Linked DNA regions of Homo sapiens: region 2 is linked to region 1. A link is a contact called in ENCODE Hi-C or POLR2A ChIA-PET data. All regions are on one chromosome and are shown on one strand. The core of a region is the stretch at or near the end of the contact, and the rest is flanking DNA. Distances in the headings are between cores, read along the strand shown.

The links. A loop is a pair of places that touch in the nucleus more often than their neighbours do. ChIA-PET counts read pairs that join two places held with the same protein, here RNA polymerase II (POLR2A). Pooled maps may share reads with other maps.
Region 2: a loop to region 1 is called in a map of naive thymus-derived CD4-positive, alpha-beta T cell, with 2.5 times the contacts of the local background. The contact joins the promoter of LINC00970 here to the enhancer-like site in region 1. A Hi-C loop is called at or near these places in 3 of 168 maps with a recorded cell type or tissue (Right ventricle myocardium inferior, naive thymus-derived CD4-positive, alpha-beta T cell and right cardiac atrium), 11 of 37 single-sample maps with no recorded cell type and 11 of 50 pooled maps. POLR2A ChIA-PET finds 5 or more read pairs at or near these places in 4 of 52 experiments (GM12878, Panc1, activated T-cell and 1 more).

What each region holds. Positions count from the first base shown.
Region 1 is chr1:169,042,702-169,045,825 of GRCh38, reverse strand. The region is part of intron 3 of LINC00970 (long intergenic non-protein coding RNA 970); the gene reads left to right. Among named protein-coding and RNA genes, the nearest start is that of LINC00970, 43 kb to the left of the region's middle. RefSeq lists enhancers at 526-655, 1,208-1,467. Within about 2 kb of position 1,310, at least 6 of the 41 ENCODE cell types and tissues checked have a DNase peak (open chromatin) inside an H3K27ac peak, as active enhancers do; they include GM12878, where a contact is called at or near this core.
Region 2 is chr1:169,085,400-169,088,502 of GRCh38, reverse strand. LINC00970 (long intergenic non-protein coding RNA 970) reads left to right here and starts at 1,498. Exons shown (of 5, transcript NR_104091.1): 1 at 1,498-1,548.

The sequences.
Region 1 (3,124 bases), core at 61-2,560:
TGGCAGGTATTGTTATCTTAGTTTCACAAATGAAGAAACTAAGGTTTAGAGAACTTGAGAAGCATACATACAATACCGCTAGGGAGACACAGAGCTGGGACACAAACTTGTGTCCACGAGACTCCAGAGCTTGTCAAGGATCCTCTGCACCAGGAGGCTGCCTCACTGGATGCTGGAGGAGGTTGAAACAAATAGGTAAAATTGTGTTTTTCTGTATCTGCCCTACTAGCCTCTCATGATTCTAAGATTAAACACACGATCACATTGTGTTTGGAAGATCACCACCTGTTCAAAACACTCTAGGCTCATAGTTAACTGGCAGAACCAGCCCCTGAAGTGAATTTACTAAAAGGCTCTGTGTCCTGCGTCTCCTTAGGAACAGTGCTGGGTTTCAAAGTAGGCATCAGGGCAGGGCTGCTAGTTAAAGGGGGTGGTCAGCAGGCCCAGAGGGCCCAGGTTGCCCTGGGGAAGCCTGGAGAAGGCTGTGAAGTTCCAAGCTTAAGGCAGGCAAGGGAAGGCCATATGGTGTGTGGTGAAAAATGGCGGAGGAAAACAGAACAAACAAGGCTGAGGAGTGGGAGCACAGCTGAGAAGGAAGTGAGAAGAGCACGATGTAACGGAAGCTCTGGAGAGCAATGAGAGAAATCTTCACAGACTGGATGGCTGAATGCTCCCCAGAGACACAGAAGGGCTCTGCTGCTGCTGCCAAGGGGAAGCAATTGGTTTGATATTAGACCCAAGGGGATTTACATGCCAAGGTCCACTTTAGAATTTCTATCCTAACCTCTGAACCCATGTACTTCTAAAACGTATATGTAAATGTTTCTGAGAAGACAGGGTCCATTCATTCAGGTTAATGTCTATCAAGCATCTATTATGTGCTGGGTGACCAGTGACAATGGGACATATAGAATATAAATTAAACACATTTTCTGCCCAAGAGGAACAGGGTCTGGAGGGAAATGATAATTTTTGGACACCTATTGTGTGCCAGGTCCTATCTGGGGTGATTTACTTAAATTTTCTCATTTAATCTTGACACCTATTCTACAAAATAGGCATTACCTTTATAAGAAGCTGAGCTTAGAGAAATTAAATAACATGCTTAAAGTTATATACAGCAAGCAAGTGTGTGTGTTTTAACCCAGGTTAATCTAATTCTAAAACCCATAATTGTTCCGCTGTCAACCCTGCCTCTCAGGCTTATGGGTTCGCATTTCTGGGTGCAGATTTCATGGAACTGTGTACAGAGGGCTTTAAGTCAGCAGAGAGGAAGTGGTTAGTCCTGCCTTGAAGAAGGTGCAGGAGGGGACGTGGTTTCACAGAAGTTATTAGATCAGGGCAGTGTAGGGAGAGGAGGAGTTTAGTAGTTAGAGAAGGACACTGTAGACAGAGGGAGTTGCAAGTCAGAGGGAACAGTGTGCCAGGCATGGAATGGAGGAAGACATAGTTGGAAAGACAGGCCAGGGCTAGACTGTGAGAAACTGTTTCTTTTCAAAGGAATATGGGCAAAGGGAAGCACTGAGGTTTTTAAGCAGGAAAGTGACTTGATCAGATGTGCCTTTTAGAAAGGTCATCCTGATAGCTCTTGGCAGTATTGTTAGGAGCAGAAAGAGCCTGGCCATTTTCACTTAGATGTTGCACTGACCTCTGAATCTCAAAAATCTCACAGTGAAATGCATGATCTGTCTTCTTCCTGCTTGCAAACTCTTATCTACTCCTGGGTACCCAACTTGGTAAGCACCTCACCATCCACCCAACTGACCAGGCCAGGGGCCTTGGCTTGTACAGAGGTGGGTGTGCACAGATGCTGACAAAGCTTAAGCATCAGGGCCCCTCACTCACATGAGCACTCTCCAGGCCCTGCACTGAATTTTGTGTTTGCAGCTTTGTAGTCAAGAGCTGTGCTAATCTCTTAGTTGTGCCATTTTTTCTCTTAAACTCTTTCTAATTTGGCTTTCAGCCACTATCTGCCACCTGGATCCCTGTAGTGGGTTTTGCTTAGGTTAGCCTGCTTCTCTACTTGCCACTGGAAATTTTATTCTCAAAGTAATTCTTCTAAAACATAAGTCAGGTCATGTTATTCCTCTGCTTAAAACCCTGTCATAGTTTTCACTGAGAGTAAAAGTCAAAGCCCTTACATTGCGCACTAGGGCCGTGCATCTCCTGACTGCTGTTTCCTTTTTGAGTTTTTGCCCACCACTCTTCCTTACACTTTGTGCTGCTCTAGCCACACTGGCCTGGAGCCACTCCTCAACACTCAGGCCCGCTCCCATTGTAGGGTCTTGGCTTTAACCTTTCCCTCTTTCAGGAGGCCCCTCCCACAGATATTTTCTCACCTCCCACAAGTCTGTGCTCAAGTCTTGCCTTCTTAATGAGACCTATTCTGACTACTATTCTTTTTTCTTTCCAACTTGTATTTTAGGTTCAGGGGGTACATGTGCATGTTTGTTACGTGGGTAAATTGTACGTCACAGGGGTTTTGTGTACAGATAATTTTGTCAACCAGGCAATCAGCATAGTACCTGATAGGTAGTTTTTCAATCCTCTCCCTCCTCCTACCCTCCACCCACAAGTAGGCCCCAGGGTCTATTGTTTCCTTCTTTGTGTCCATATGTACTCAATGTTTAGCTCCCATTTATAAATGAGAACATGTGGTATTTGGTTTTCTGTTCTTGTGTTAATTTGCTTAGGGTAATGGCCTCTAGCTGCATCCATGTTGCTGCCAAGGATATGATTTCATTCTTTTTTTGTGGCTATATAGTATTCCATGGTGTATATGTACCACATTTTTTTTTTATCCAGTCCATCATTGATGGGCACCTAGATTGATTCCATTTCTTTGCTATTGTGAATAGTGCTGCAGTTAACATACATGTGCTTGTCTGACCACTATTTTTAACACTGCAACCTGCCCCTTCCCCTCTCCCCTGCAGCCCTGGTTTACCATATTTTCAGAGATAGAAATCATACACTTTTATGTAACCTATGTATTAGCTAATGCTCTGTATCTATATATATTGACTTCCCAATTATTGATAACAATATTGACTCTTCAGAGAATTTTAAAGCTCAGAAATCCTTTTCATATCTATTCTCTCATAGGAATTATTGCCTTCCTGTT
Region 2 (3,103 bases), core at 249-2,748, 42 kb before region 1:
TAGTGGGACCTGAAACATCTGCCAGGCCTTTAGAATAAACTAGTAAGTGAAGTATTCAAAATAAATGGATATTCATACATACTGGCAAACTAATGGAATGGAATGATCATGCATAAATCATTGACTGGTGCCAGCCACTGAGCTATGGGTTTATATACTAATTTTGTTTAACTGCCACCTCAAACCTGTGAGAGAGTGCTATTATTCTGATTTTACAAATGGGAGAAGGGAGGCTCAGGAAGGTCAGTAAGTGGCAGAGCTCACACACTGAGTTCTGATGTGTCTGAGTCCAAAGCCCATTCCCATTTCACTGCATTCCTAACTGAGGCCTGGAAAACTTACCCCTGAGATCACAGCATTGCCTGAGAGGAAAAAGGACTTTTCCTATGGTTTTCACACTTTCACTTTTTGCACTGGATCTTTCAGTTGTCTGGTTAACAACTAGGTTACGTCATTCTATATGGGGCTTTCAGATACAGAGCAACTTTCCCAGGACCACCCATTAAACTAGAAGTGAAGTGATATCGTTGTTCTCACTATGATGGTAGGGTGAAGGAAGCAGATTGGCCATGCCAAAACTGATGTCCTCTGAGATCCCGAGGCCCAAGCCAACATTTGACGGCATACCTCACTCAACAACACTTTTACCTGTGTAATAGAAAACAACAGCCATTTATAACTCGCTTATTCATTTTTTTTTTCCACAGGCCTCTGCGCAGCATCTGCTATGTGCAGGCACTGTGCTAGGCCCTGTGGAGACAATAATGAAAAAGATATAGCCCCTGCTTTTCAGATGGTCACAAATTGGCAGAAGGGTGCAAACTCATAACTCTCTTTATTCCAACATTTTGCCAGCTCTGGTTGTAAAGTTGAGGAGTTAGGAGTTGGAGTAAATTTAGGAAATGGGTAGAATATTATTTTTGCAGCTCATTGGAATTCTCCCTTGTTACAGATCAGGGTCCTGGGTTGGGTGGCATACCTATGCCTGTCATTATTTGCATCCCTGGTTTAACAGCTGGCTCTGGCCAATCTTATACGATCCTCTACCTTAGCAAACAGAAACACAGTTTTTGAAAATTCACATGAAGAAGAGTTGAATAGCAAATAAGTTCAGCCTTGAGGCTCCACCTATTACCTGGCTGTTGAGCTTTGTAAAACCATTGATTGTTTAACAGCCAGCAGGGCAAGAAGGCCAGAATTATGCTCAGCAAATGCAGAAACAGAGCACAGTTGTCTGTGTGTGTTTCCATGGTAACAGTGATAACAGCTTATATTTATAGACTCTCTATCTCCAAGGAGCTCAAAGCACTTTACAAACACATCATCTCTCTTCTATAGGAAAAAGAGAGAAGGAGAGAGAGGGGGATAGGAAGAGAGGTAGAGAGAGAGAAAGAAAGGGAGAGAGGGAGGGAGGAGGAAGGGAGAGAGGGAAGCAGGGAGGGAGAGAGAACAGGAGAAGAAGGAGGAGGTACAGAAGGACTTGGTGTGCTATTATGCACATTTCACAGATGGCACAGAGTGGGGAAGTCAGTGACCCAAGGTGGCAAGGTAAGCCAGTGACAGATGGTAGATTGGATGGACCTAGTGGCTCATATAACTCCTGGAACTTTTGCTGCTGGCCTTGAGCAGATGTCAGGGCTGAGCTGCTGTCTCCTAGTCATCTTGCTCTGTTCAGTGTCATCTAGGTGATCAGATAACTCCGGGGACATCAAAAGCAGTTTGGCTCAGTATTGTTGGTGGGAAACACAGGGAAAATTCTTCCATGGGGAGTTGGGGATAATGTCCAAAGTCCTTATAGCCAGACAGCCACCAGGCAATCCCAGACTGTGTTCCGAGGGATGACAGGCTCAGCTGTGCTGCACACTCATACTGAGGCTCTGCGCACATTGATGGAAATGGTTTTCTTCAAATAGAGCCCATTTCACAGTTTCTGAAGGACCTTTGGAGGAAATGCCTTTTGGGTACTTCTTTCTGAGACAACTATTAGACATGTGATGTGACTTGGAGTTATCTGAAGGCTGTAGCCTATGAAATTGAAAATGAGTTTTGTAAATCTCAGATCTACTATTTTCTGTATAAAATTCTTGTATGAATAGAGCCATGTCCTCTGGTGGAGGCCTGAACTCTTGGAGTGGGTTAGCATGAATCTCAAGCTCTTGAGTCCTGGAGCAGCCTGTCCCCATTCTTCTTTAGCCAGAGTTGGCCTTGGTCCCCACTTCTTACCCTCACAGGCCTTCTGTTTTCCCCCTCACTGCCACCTCACTCCACATTTAGCCTTTGGAAAATAGCAACTATTTTCTCTTCTAAAAAAGAGTCATTTTCTGCAGAGCATTCAGTCAATCCAGCCAGCAGTCCCCATGGCAACACTGAGATAAGATCCTTCCTCCCGCAGGTCTTCAGTGGTCTTGATAAACAGATCCCACCGGTTCCTGCAGCCCATGACCTCAGGCTGAAGCCAAAGATGAGCTTCTTGCCTGTTTAGGCTTCAGGGATGCTGGACTGAAGGGCTGATAGTTTGAGTAGCTGAGTCCCAGCAAAGTTTAAATGCTTTACAAATAGGCTTCTGACCCCCAAAGCAAAAATAAATTAAGCAAAGAACTTCCTGAAGGAGGAGGAGCAGTTGTTGGAGGGCCTTCTGGTTTCTGCACCATCTTAGTAGTTGACCTACATCCACCAGCGCCTGGAGGCTCACCCACCCAGGGGGAGTGAGTGGGCTCTTCCTCTGACCCTCTCAGGGTGGGCTGCACTCAGACTGAAGTTCTTTCTCTTCCTTCAAGATGCCAAGCTCCCTCTTACCTCCTGGCCTTGAGCTCCAAGCAGGAAGGAGCCCCAACCCCTGGTTTTGTGCCTGGTGCATACTCAGAATTTGTAAAGGAATGAACTCCTTTTGGCTGTTCCCTCCCTCCCTTAATCTTCACACCTTTTTCTTGGCCTTCCCAGTCCTCCTCCTTAAGGTCCCTCTTAGACACTCTGAAATTCCATCTCTCCCACTTCTTCCTATATAGTATTTTATCTTTCCCTCATTACAGCACTTATCACACACTATGGCAATTGCTTATTTTGATAGGAGTTTCTGGATGTCACTGAAACTGGCTTTTGGAGG